Linked DNA regions of Homo sapiens: region 1 is linked to region 2. A link is a contact called in ENCODE Hi-C or POLR2A ChIA-PET data. All regions are on one chromosome and are shown on one strand. The core of a region is the stretch at or near the end of the contact, and the rest is flanking DNA. Distances in the headings are between cores, read along the strand shown.

Evidence for each region. Hi-C counts contacts between places; a loop is a spot of excess contacts on that map. ChIA-PET counts read pairs that join two places held with the same protein, here RNA polymerase II (POLR2A). Pooled maps may share reads with other maps.
Region 1: a loop to region 2 is called in a map of K562, with 3 times the contacts of the local background. The contact joins two enhancer-like sites. A Hi-C loop is called at or near these places in 6 of 168 maps with a recorded cell type or tissue (CD4-positive, alpha-beta T cell, CD4-positive, alpha-beta memory T cell, HepG2 and 3 more), 1 of 37 single-sample maps with no recorded cell type and 11 of 50 pooled maps. POLR2A ChIA-PET finds 5 or more read pairs at or near these places in 5 of 52 experiments (HEK293, OCI-LY7, Panc1 and 2 more).

Annotation. Positions count from the first base shown.
Region 1 is chr7:25,069,814-25,076,485 of GRCh38, forward strand. No RefSeq gene overlaps it. Among named protein-coding and RNA genes, the nearest start is that of CYCS, 52 kb to the right of the region's middle. Within about 2 kb of position 3,783, at least 2 of the 41 ENCODE cell types and tissues checked have a DNase peak (open chromatin) inside an H3K27ac peak, as active enhancers do.
Region 2 is chr7:24,907,493-24,914,302 of GRCh38, forward strand. The region is part of intron 1 of OSBPL3 (oxysterol binding protein like 3); the gene reads right to left. Among named protein-coding and RNA genes, the nearest start is that of OSBPL3, 69 kb to the right of the region's middle. RefSeq lists an enhancer at 3,188-3,337. Within about 2 kb of position 3,784, at least 4 of the 41 ENCODE cell types and tissues checked have a DNase peak (open chromatin) inside an H3K27ac peak, as active enhancers do.

The DNA.
Region 1 (6,672 bases), core at 2,533-5,032, 160 kb after region 2:
TACTTTGGGAGGCTGAGGCGGGTGGATCATTTAATGCCAGGAGGTCAAGACCAGCCTGGCCAACATGGTGAAACCCCGTCTCTACTAAAAATACAAAAATTAGCCGGGCGTAGTGGCGGGCGCCTGTAATCCCAGCTACTTGGGAGACTAAGGCAGGAGAATCGTTTGAACCTGGGAGGCAGGGGTTGCAGTGAGCCGAGATTGCACCACTGCACTTCCGCCTGGGTGACAGAGTGAGACTCCGTCTTAAAAAAGAAAAAAGAAAAAAAAAAATCGAAAACAGCAGGAAAAGAATTGAATTGGACAAGGGTCGGGTGGATAACTTAGCTTTCAATAGCGACACCTAGTGGCAGTGATCAGCAGTAGCTGAAAAGAATTGAATTCCTGACAGCCTGAGGTTTTTTTTGTTCTCTTTTTTCTTTTTTTTCTCCCCTCAGGAGTAGTATCCAGGACCCACCCATTTTGTACTGAATAAACATCCCTAATGGTGCTTGGAGTCATCTGAGGAGGGAGGTCCCCAGAGAGGGGGAAAAAACCATTTTCCTGGTGGACTGGATGTGAGCCCAGGGTTTAAATTGAGTCAGAAGGATAAACTGAATTCATCTTCAGAGTTGAATTGCTCTTCTGGTAATCTGGAGGGTTGGGTTCTCCCCTGACCTGAATTTTCCGAGGAGCGATTTGTGCTGTTACACACATTTCTTTTGCTATACGAACTCAGACGGAGGTCAGAATGAACTCTGGCCAACAGGGTCTCACCTTATGGCTTTGAACAATGGGCAGTAGCAGACGTTCAGTTCCAATGATTTTGGCTGGCTCTTAATTTATAGCCGCTCCCAAGACCCATAAAGAGGTGCCACAGTCGAGGCCGGGGGCGGTGGCTCACGCCTGTAATCCCAGCACCTTGGGAGGCCGAGGCGGGTGGATAACCTGAGGTCAAGAGTTCAAGACCAGCCTGGCCAACATGGCGAAATCCCGACTCTACTAAAAATACAAAAATTAGCCGGGTGTGGTCGTGGGCGCCTGTAATCCCAGCTACTCAGGAGGCTGAGGCAGGAGAACTGCTTGAACCCGGGAGGTGGAGGTTGCAGTGAGCCAAGGTCGCACCATTGCACTACAGCCTGGGTGACAGAGTGAGGACTCTGTCTCAAAAAAAAAAAAAAAAAAGAGGTGCCGCAGTCAATTTTAAAGGTACCTCTAAATTTCACCTTTTCTGACAATAGCTTGATGCTACAGAGGGTTCTCAAAAATCTGCAATTCCCCAGATGTGACAACTAATCCAATCCCATTAGTGTCAGGCACATCATATTCTCAGTCTTTATTTTAAAAAATGAAAAGAATAAACCATACAAATAGATGAAAACATCCAAAATAATAGAGGAGGAAGCTCACACAGCTGAAAAAAAAGTTTCTTTCTTGAAGTATTATCCAAAATAATATAATAAAACATTTTCATACATATGAGAATATTACAGGGATTAGAAGATAAATAGGCTGGGCATGGTCGCTCATACCTGTAATCCCAGCACTTTGGAAGGCTAAGGCAGGCAGATTGCTTGAGCCCAGGAGTTCAAGACCAGCCTGGGCAACATGGCAAAATCCCATCTCTACAAAAAATACAAAAAAATTAGGTGGGCATGGTGGTGTGCACCTGTTGTCCCAGCTACTTGGGAGGCTGAGGCAGGAGGATCACTTGAGCCCAGGAGGTCGAGGCTACTGTGAGCCAAGATTGCACCACTGCACTCCAGCCTGGGAAATGGAAGTGAGACCCTATCTCAAAACGAAAAGAAGACGAATAAAGTTCATGGGTTAGACTTGCAAATCAATTTTCCAGTTGGATTCTGATACAAATAAAGCATGAAGAAAAGAGCGAGTAAATTTCTAGATTTGCAGTAGTTTGGATTTGTGTTTGTGAAAATATAATTATATCCTATTCTAACCTGGTATGTAGTTTTATATTAGCTTTATTCTTGGCATGTTTAATATACAGGGAAATATTTGTTCTTCCCTTTGGAAACTGTGCATTGTCTAGGCTCTATAGGACACCCCTCTGAGGGTTATCTGATTTCGAGTATGTGGAAGCCATTTTGTAACTCTGTACATTGTAGATTATTGGTATTGGTAGCAACGCAGAATACTTCTTATCTATGGACAAGCAAATTCTGTCCTGTATAGTAGAGGTTCAACTGGCTTCCTTCTTCCACAGAGGAAGAGGACAGTTTTACTTCCATCTGAACAGTCATTTCAATATTCCTGATCTGTAAATATGTCTGTTTTTCAACTTCTCCCTTAAACTGCTTACAATCTCTGTACCAGTTTCCCCATTAATATACAGTTTAATTTTTACATATGAATTTATGTTGTGATTCTATCCTACTTTGAAAATTATCTTTTAAAAATGGTAATTTTTGAAAGTATCAAAATAATTATAAAGTTCTTACCTACTACTTCTATTTTATATTGCCTCACTATATATACATATATACACACACATATGTACACACACACACATATACACACATATATATACACACTATACACACACACACACACACACACACACACATATATATATATATATTTTTTTTTTTTTTTGAGACAGAGTCTTGCTCTGTCGCCCAGGCTGGAGTGCAGTGGCATGTTCTCGGCTCACTGCAACCTCTACCTCCCAGGTTCAAGTGATTCTCCTGCCTCAACTTCCCAAGTAGCTGGGATTACAAGCATGTGCCACCATGCCCGGCTAATTTTTGTATTTTTAGTAGAGACAGGGTTTCACCATGTTGGCCAGGCTGGTCTCGAACTCCTGGCCTCAAGTGATTCCCCCCACCTCAGCCCTCCCAAAATAAAATTCTGCTGGGATTACAGGCGTGAGCCACCGTGCCCGGCCTGTCTCACTATATTTTATATAGCTTTTAAGTTGCCTTGAACTTCCTGAAATAAGTTGAGGTATAAATGAGTAAATATCCAGTGCTTAATAATCAAAATGTCTAGGCAATCTCTAAGGTTCTCACATTGATAGTCTATGATATTCTATGCATCTGGGAATAGGCAGGTCAGAAGTAAAGCTTCTTGTCTCATATACCTTTTTAAAAATTGTGGTAAAATATACATAACAAAGTTTGCCATTTTAATCCTTTTTAAGGCATACACTTTTTAAAAAGGTATAATATGAGAGCTCCTTGAGAATATACAACTGAACCAAGAAAAATCGATGTCTTAGCCATGTCTCAAGTTTGGAATTTGACCCACCTGGGCCTTAGTTTGTTGTTGGGTCTTCACCAGCTGGCCTGTTTTCACAATTTGGAACAAAGCGCATTAATAATATGCCCTACTTGTATAGACAGCATGGATTACCCCACTTCCTACTGTCACTCTTGGTAACCACAAATTCTTGATTTAAGTAAATTTTTGAAAAGGAAATTCAGTGATGAAATTCCTTGTAATTCTCATGCTACCTGTGATTATAGTTAAGCAGGGCAGAAAAAAAAAGTAATCTACTTAATACAGGAGACTCATGATATATGCTGACTTTGACAGTCTTTGATTTAGGAAGTTGGGGAAAAAGGGGGAGAAGAAACTAGTTTGAAATTGGCTAGGGTTTTTAATCATTTATATAACTCAAGACAGAAAAAAGTCTGAGTGGTTTTATAAGAGAGTTTACAGAGGTTGCTTTCTTTTTCAGTCAAAAGGAATGAAAAAAATGCTTTATATTTATTTAGTATTTAAATGGCTCACTAGTGGTAAACACGAGGCTGCTCTTGGCTGGAGGCAGCCAGGCTGGGGAGCTTGGCCACCTTGAACTCTGAGTTCCCTTGGAAAGCAGAGGGCATCAAAGTATCAGCACACTTGTAACCATTCACAGCGAGTGAGTCAGGAAGCCCTATTTTGGCTCTGCAGTGTGGTTGACAGCATAGACTTTAGAATGTTCAGATTTATAGCATACTATTTTTTCCTTTCCTGCTGCTCAACTGTGAAGCCAATGGCACATTTTTTTTTTTTTTTGAGATGGAGTCTTGCTCTGTCATCAGGCTGGAGTGCAGTGACATGATCTCGGCTCACTGCAACCTCCGCCTCCCAGGTTCAAGTGATTCTCCTGCCTCGACCTCCCAAGTAGCTGAGATTACAGGCACCCGCCACCACGCCTGGTTAAGTTTTATATTTTTAGTAGAGATGGTGTTTCACCATATTGGCCAGGATGGTCTCGATCTCTTGACCTCGTGATCCGCCTGCTTCGGCCTCCTGAATTGTTGGGATTACAGGCGTGAGCTACTGCACCTGAACGATATCACATATTTTTGGTCTTTCTTATGGCAGTACCCTTCTTCATGGCACCACACCTGGCTAGCATGGTATCAATTTTTGCATTATTAGAGTAGATTCAACTACTATAATAAACAGAACCAAGATGTAACAGCCAAAAAAAAAAAAAAAATCGAGTTTCTGATGCTTATATCAGTCCAGCAGGGTATTCCAGGATGGTGGGGCTCTCCTCCATGGATGACTAAAGGACTCAGGTTCTTCTGTCTGCTGGCTCTATTACTGGGTCCTGATCAACAGTGCAACTGTCTAAACTGTCTTCTGCACAGCACCAGCGTTATCTTCTTTAGGCATACTTTGATTACAAACTATACAGAATATTTATGAACGATACAGAATATTCAGCAGGGATTTCAGATAATATGGAGGCTACATAATAATATAGAAAATTTTCATAATAAGAGGATATTATGGGTGCTTTTTTCTTCAAAATGTTTTTTTCAATCAAATCAGAAAAATTAAAATTAGCATCAAACAAAGGTGAGCTTGTAAGAATACATTGAGACATCTTTTCAGATTAAGTTCAGAAGTCCTCTTTTTTACCTTATATGAAATTACATACCAAATGATTAATTTAAAAATTAGAATGACCGTGAATTTACCCTATGCTGTATATTGTACTTGGTGCTATGAACGCAGAAATACTAAGACAGAGTCCTCAGCCTAAAGGAGTTTAATAAGGAAACCTGTTAGCTTACTCAGATTTTTCAAGTTTGATTAACGAGGAACAATTTTCACATGGAGAAAAAGTTGTCAAAACTTCCAAGTGTCCATTTCACTCACCTACCTCCCAACTCACCTTTTCCTAAGAGAGATTCCCAGCTTCACCCCACAATGGGGTGAAGACGCATTGAGGACAGAGACCTCCCTGATCTATCTCTAATGCTTTGGCCTCGTCATAGGTACAACGAATCTCTGAATTCTGTGACAAGCCTGGTGGCATCTAGCTGAAACAAACACAGAAAGAAATGTACAACTAGATCTGACAGAAGAATATCGTTTACTCATCTTCCCCTTTTTCCTACAACAGGTTGGCTTCCCTAGTCTGTCCTATTTGACAGCGTAGAGGATCATTTTTTATTCTGATAGCACTTGTAAGTTCAGGGGGTCCCCAAGACTATCCTTGGGTTTGACAATTCACTGGAAGCACTCACAGAATGCACCAAAACTGTTATGCCCACTGTTTTGGTTTACTATGGTGAAAAGATACAGATTAGAATCAGTGAAAAGAAGAGACACATGGGGCAGAGTCCAGGTGTATCAGTCTGTTCTCATGCTCCTAATAAAGACATACCCGAGACTGGGGAATTTATAAAGAAAAAGAGGTTCAGTGGACTCACGGTTCCACATGGCTGGGGAGGCCTCACAATCATGGAGGAAGGTGAAGGAGAAGCAAAGCCATGTCTTACGTGGAGGCACGAAAGAGTGTGTGCAAGGGAACTGCCCTTTATAAAACCATCAGATCTCGTGAGACTTATTCACAGTCACGAGAACAGTATGGGAAAACCCCGCCCTCATGATTCAATTACCTCCTACTGGGTCTTTCCCAGGACACGTGGGGATTATGAGAGCTATGATTCAAGATGAGATTTGGGTGGGGTCACAGCCAAACCATATCACCTAGAAAGTTTCAAACATGGAGCTCCCAGTTGTCTACTCTCAGTGGAGTCATGGACATCACTACCTTTCCTGGCAATGATGTTTGAAATATACACGGAGTATTGCCAACCAGGGAAGCTCACCTGAGTCTTCATGTCCAGAGTTCTTACTGGGGCTGGATCACACAGACGGTGTGTCATAGACTAAAGGCTGTCCTTTATTTTCCAGCCGCTCTGGAGGTAGAACAGATACCAGGTGGCCCAAAGCCCCTGCCATAAATCACATTGTTAGACACTCTGATGTGACTCAAGTCTCCCAGGTAAACAAAAACACCCTTTTTCAAAAATTATTTTTAATTTGAGAGAGGGTTTCTCTCTGTTACCCAGGCTAGCGTGCAGTGGCACGATCTCGGCTCATTGCAACCTCCGTCTCCTGAGCTCAAGTGATCCTCCCACCTCAGCCTCCAGAGTAGCTGAGACCACAGGCATGTGCCACCACGCCTGGCTATTTTAAAACACTCTTATCGGTGGGACAGCCCACTGCTGTCCCACTCATAGGAAAATCCTTCCTCTGCCTCTGTTTGTCCACCTTAGTCATTAGGCCCTCACTCCTCTGTGGAATTTATATATGTTCAGACTGTTAAATTGCAGATTTTCACAGGTGATGAGTGGCCTGTGGTGAGAGGTTGTCTTAGTCTGAATTTCCAAGAAGCAGAGCCCAAGACAAAAGCTTGCAGGAAAATGGCTTATTTTTTGTGTG
Region 2 (6,810 bases), core at 2,534-5,033:
AGACATCACTCAGTTACACTTTGGCTGTTATCACTCAAACTTCATCTCTAACAACTCATATATACATACCCTGTATTCTGCACTCTCCCTTTCTCCTAGTGAGTCCTTCTTTATGGAGCACCCTCCTAACCCACTTTCTCTCTTCCGTCTGTGGCAAAGTCCTCCATCTTCCGAAGATCACTTTCAGCATTGCCTTTTCCATGAAGCCTTTTCTCAACCCCTCTCCCACCCCAAATGCGTTTGTTTCCTCTTGGACTCTGCTTTCCTTTTGCGCTACCTGAAAGTATTAGTCACGTTTCCTGCACTCTGACTCACTCTTCATATCCTGACTGCTAGATGTTGGGTCTATATCTCACTCGGGACTGCATTTTATTCACCTCTACATTCTGTGGAAAGTAATTTACAAAGACTGGTAGCAATCTTTGTTGAGCCAAGGAAAGAGTTCTCAGTGTGAGCACATTTATTTATTCCCATAGGAGACTTCTGTCTTTACTGTTCACTGGAATCATTTGGGATTACTTATGTATTTCAGAATATTTCAGCTATTCCTTCCTTGTGAGATCTCCTTGCCATTTTAAGTCTTTGGCCACAAGAGACATCATTTCTCTCTTTTCTCTGACTTGTTTCAAATATTTCTAGTACCATAGAGATGTTATGCCCAAAGCATCCTTCTTTGGGGATTTCATTTCCTGGTTCCTGCCACTTTCTATCACTAGTTAATGCTTCCTTGTTGGCTCAGAAAGAAACCCAGAGCTATCATTCTCTGCATTATTTTTTCAGTCTTCTTAAAAATTAAATGATCGGCAAAACAAGTCAAGAGTTTATCAGAAGTTAGCCGAATGAAACATCCAGTGGGTGATTATCTGATTGAATCTCCTTTTTATCAGCACATGTGGTATTCATTCTAAAGTTTCAGTTTCTGAGAAGAAAGCGCCCTCCATAGCCTCTATCTGGCCATCCATAATACTGATCCTATTACAATCTTTCTTCCCTACCATGCCCTCTTTACCCAGGGATTCATCATTAAGGTCTAGATTTCCCCAAGACTGCTTCTTTACAGTAAAACATCCCCTTCTAAAATCATATTCTAGTCACGAGAACCACGCTAACCGTGGTGAGACAGATCCAGTGATGCTATCTATATCCAAGTTTTAATGTTTCAAGTTTATTTTGCTTCATTCTCATAAGCTGCACAATGGCAAAGAGCTGCAGGTATTTTACCAACCAGCTGCCCAGGCTTTTTTAAAAAGAAATTACTGATGTTCTCCTCCTCTGTTATTGGTCTTTTTATCTTTGCTCTGCCGGTTGTTCTCTAGCCAATCAAGTTTTAACGTTTTTTCCTTCCCATCAAATTTCAGTTCAACTCTCTTAAACAAGTTAGCAAATCTCTTGCCAAACACACTTGTCCTCAAAAGATGGCAAGAGCCTGCTCCACAAACCAAACTCGGCTTATCAACACTATCTGTGCTGTAGTTACTTTGCGTGTCCTTTTCAAGCACATGGTCTACCTTTCCCCAAAAAGTAGAGACATCAAACATCCCCCTCAAGTTCTCTACTTTTCTACCATGACTTCACAGAACTCATGATACATTTGAGGTTTCTTTTGACATTTAGAGTGTTTTTACCCAAACCAGTGAACGGGGTGATAACTGATAGATCTGATATTTTGGTAAGTTAGCATGCATGCCTTGGCTTGTTATCCAGCAATATCCACTCTCCCCTTCTTTAATAATAGAACTCTCGAGTTTTAATGTGGTTCATGGGCATCTAATAAGAGGCTTTCACTTCTAGCATTCTTTGCCGCTTGGTAGGGGCTTGTGACTAAGGGCTGCCAATGAGATGTGAGCAGAGTTGTTTGTCTTCCAGGTCATGGTCCTAAAAAGAGATACACATGTTCCCTGCCCTTTCCCCATTCCTGAGAGCTGGGAGGTGGTGATAGCTGGACCCAGAAATGAAAGACACACTGGTTGAAGACCATAGTGTCACCATGCCAGCCAAGGAATAACAATATCTGAACAGTTACATGAGAGAGAAATAAACTTTAATCGTGTTAAAGTTACCTAATTTTTGAATCTCTCAGTTACACAGGTATAGCACAAATAACATTGGCCCTAAGAAGCTGGCATGCCTTCAAATTAGGAACCTTAGGTCACCTCTGTACGTCTTAACAGAAAGCTGCCAATCACCTCTGTCCTGGCCAGCTTCCTGTGCCAGAAACAGGAACCTATGGCAGTAAGAATCCTTTTCATTATTTGACAAAATAAGGAAAGCTACTGTTTTTTTTTTCTTTCTTTTTTTTTTTTTTTTTTTTTTTTTGGAGACAGAGTCTTGCTTTTCTCGCCCAGGCTGGAGCGCAGTGGCGTGATCTCAGCTCAGATCTCAGCTCACTGCAACCTCTGCCTCCCAGGTTCAAGCAATTCTTCTGCCTCAGTCTCATGAGTAGCTGGGATTACAGGCACACACCACCATGCCCGGCTAATTTTTGTACTTTTTAGTAGAGATGGGGTTTCGCCATGTTGGTCAGGCTGGTCTCGAACTTCTGACCTCAGGTGATCCACCTGCCTCGGCCTCCCAAAGTGCTGAGATTACAGGTGTGAGCCACCGTGGCTGGCCGAAAGCTACTATTTTCAATTTGAAGGTGTGTATTACCCTGGCCTGAAATAATCCCAAATGCTCAAAATAGGATAGATGGTAGACATCCAATCTTCAAATCATTTTCACCTTCTCCAGCAAGCCAGCCCCTTTCATGTTGCATTTATCACCCACGTGGTCCCAAGAGTCACTACAGATCAGGATGAATCAATGTTCTGAATGGAGAGAGATGAGTCCATAGGTCCTATGACAACTCCTCCATTCCTGAATGGAGAAATCAGAAATGGGCTGAGTTTTCCTCCTCCTTCTGCAGCTTAGCTACTCTTACTTGTCCTTCAACACCTTACAAGGAAGAAATACTTATGAATAAATGTGGGCTAATAAAGGAAGCTACAGTGGAAAGACAGGTGGCAAAAAGAAGACAGGCACACTGATGAAAACTCAATTCAGTATATATCCTATAAAGTAACTACTATGTGTCCACTGCTGTGCTAACCCTTCAGTGATGGAAACTAAGTGACAGAAACTTAATCCAAGGAGGAAACCACTGTGATCAAGGAGATAAGATGTCACAAATGAAACAAGCCAGAACACACCCCAGGGTGGGCCATCTGGTAGGTGCTATGGGCAGTCACAAGGGAAGAGCTCAGTGGGGCTGGAGTTGTGAGAAAAAGCTTAGGAAGAGGTGGCCTGCAGGGAGCCGTGAAGATGTGGATAGGGCTTGACTAGGTAGAGAGAAGCATGGAGGACAAAGCTGTGAGCTGGGTCGGGAGGGGCACCTCCTGCAACATTTCTCAACCCCGGCTGCGTGACAGGATCACCCTGGGAAGCTTCTACAAAATCCCAAAGCCTGGTGCCATTTCATACTAACTGGTCCAGACACTGGGGATGAGGCCAGGGCAAGGGCATCCTGAGACACTCCCAGGTGATTTGGATACACAGCAAGGGTTGAGCCACTGCTCTAACATAATCTTGCATCCAGAAATGACAGATTTACTCCACAGAACTGCCTTCTTTAATTTTGGTATTTAATTTTGTTTGAGCATCTTATGCCAGACCTATGTCTGCTGCATCCAATTTATACCAAATTGAAATGCAAAGCAGGATGTGACTTAGCAGTTTAAAGGGTAAGAAAAGATAGCACCACCCAAGAACTTAAAATAACATCTGGTGGTTTGAATTTTATCAGTGGGTGTTATTACGCTCCCTTAACCGACAACTGCTTGCGGAAGCTTGGTAGAGTTTTAACAATTGGCAACCACAGGCAGCATTTCATTACTTATCTAAAAAGACTATCAATTGAGTTACTATGAAATGTGAGCATGAAGTTTTAAAACTTCCCTATTTCCTACAAAAATCAACTTATCATCTTTTCAGAAATGTAAACAGCCAGCTAACAATGGGTAATGCTCTATAAGTGCTAACTGAACACTCTCAAATAACAAGAAACAAAATACCCTAGTGGGTCATGTATCAGATGTACACACTTCAAGTTTGTTTGTCCACTTAACTAAAAATAACCCTGGGACTCAGAATCTAAGCTTAAACCAAATTCTATAAATCGAAGTCCCCAAGATATATTTTGGAGGTATCCTTCCAAAACTGCAGGGGCGATAATAATTCCTTGTAAGAGAATCACTAATTTAGGGAACATAGGTGGGGAGAAAAAGGGATACAGGAAGTTTTACTCACTTCTAGGGGAAAGAAAGATTACTGCAAAAAACTTAACCTGAGACACTTTTAAACTAGTGCAAACTGGAAAAAAGAGAGACATAAAAGGAAAAGGCAGAGTAAACAGGTTTTAAAAAGGTGGGGTGGTTACTGGTAGACTAGAGCTAAAAGGCAAGAAAAACCTAAAAGCACCTCTGTTCCCAATGCTAACAATGACATGGTTATTTTATTCTCTCCAGTAGAGTGTATAGATCAAAAGCAATTTGAAGACTGTCTCATCCTTGTTTTTGTTTTTTCTTAATTGACACGGTAGGTAGTAGGTTATTTGTTTATCAAATTGATAACCTGTGTTCCCTCCCCTTCACACTAGCTACTAGAAGGTTTTTACTAAATTTTATCTCCGAAGTAAGAAAATATTCTCAAGTATCCATTTATCAAACTTTAAAAATTTGTGGAAAGATAGATCCTAATTCTTTAGGAGTTTACATCTAGTAAGAATGTTACCAAAAAATAATAGTTCATAGGAATTACAAATCAGAAAATGTAAGTCAAAATGTGGGATGTAAGTAATGTGTTAAAACTCTAAGCTGGATTCCATCAAATTAATTTTAAAAATCAAATTCAGCAACCAGGGCCTTGATCTTCCTTGCATATTCCCCTATGTTGCAGATTCACTGCAGACATCCATTGATTTAGGGAGTTTAGCACATTAAGGGCATTCTAATAAACCATTCTGTGCTTACCGTTTTTCATCAAAGAACTCTGAGTACTATGCAAAAGGCAACTCTCCCATCCTCACACCCAAAGACAGAACAGCCCCAGCACAGAACAATGACAATCATAGCTCCTGAAAATGAGAAGCACCCAGTCTCCAGACCCAAGGCAGACGTCAAGGCTTATTTATGGCTTAGAGCAAGCTGATGCCAGTTCTGATTCATCATTACTGGGTGTGGAAGATGTATTTTTCAAAGACGACCATACCAATGTACATCCCATCCCACATGCTCCTCTAACAAAGTGACCGTGACACTTCTTCATCAATAGATGGCTTCTATATTCCCATCCTTCAAATTTGAGTGGCTTCTAATTATGGCAGAAATGATGCTTCGTGACTTCTGAGGCTGCATTAGAAATGGCAATGTAACTTCCACTTGTCCTGTTGTCTCAGGGTGCTTGCCCTTCAACTCAGCCACCACGATGTGAGTAAGCTCAAGCTAGCCAACATGGAAAGAACACATGGAGAGATCCATTCGGAAAAGAATGGCGACCGCCTCACCTCAGCCGATAACCAGCATCAACCCGCAGACATGTGACTGAGCAAGGATTCAAATGTCCCAGCCTCCAGCCTTCCTGCTGTCCCAGTTGCCAGTGAGTAGAGCAGAAACTATGTCTTTTCATCAAGTCCCACCCAAATTAAAGATGTCAGGGATACATAAATATTGTCATTAACCTACCAGTTCATCGTCATTGTCTCAATTTACCAAGTTTTGGGGTTGTTTGTGACACTGCATTAGATCGCTGAAACCCCAGGCAGGAAGCCCTGGCAGACCTCCAGACTCAGCAGGTGGGAAGCATGAGAACATGGGGTGAAAAAGTCTCCTAGGTAAGTCAGCAGCAACACTCTCTTCTCCTGTCCCTCAGGCTAGCAGGCTCCTGCTACCAGAGCATCCCACTCCTGCTGGGTAGGTCAGACTCAGAAGGGGGCTCCTTGACCAACAAACCCTGACTCCCTTATAAAGTCACTTACAAGAAGCAGACACGGTCTAGTGTGGGGGCCAATCAGCTGACAAAGGCCGGTATGTGTCTGATAGTGACAGACACATCACAAAGTGACACTGGGAATCTAGGACTGGGCACAAAGATGAAAAGACACATGAACCCCTTAAAAACCCTGGAAACATTCCTTTCAGCCCAGACCTCAAAATTTCTCCCTTATCATTTGGCATTTATCTTCATAATAGTTGAAGCTGTGATTGGGAGTGCATTGTCATGTGGTAACTGAGCCACAGAGAAATTAAATATCTTACTAAGGTAACAGGGTCAGTCAGTGGGGATACAACTAGGACGAGGACAAGGACCAAGGACCGTATCCCATCAAAAACATACACCCAGAAATGGAAAACAGAGCTAAAGTAAAGTAAAAGTTCTACATATATGCATTGAAACTTTCCTAAGGAGCAGATTCATTACGAAAGAGTCAAAATCGCAAGCACCATTCAATCCTTTGGTAAGAACATGCAGACTCTTGGGTGTTGGCCAGAGGGTTGTTCTTTTAATATTGCAGTGCAAAGATCTAGTTCCCACCACAAATGGGCTTCCCTGAGGGTTATCAACAGGATACCAACAAGGCAATATGGAAAGCAGCTTGTCATCTGAATAGGAACAGAAGAATGATTGAAAGTAGAGGTAACAAGGGAGAAGAGACAAGAGCCCAACTCTTAAGGCTGGAATGAACCCCACAGGATCATGGAAAAGAAAAGATCAGCACCCAGACCAGAGCCAGCCATTGGACAGCAGAGCCAGTATTGGACAGCAACAAGTTCTACC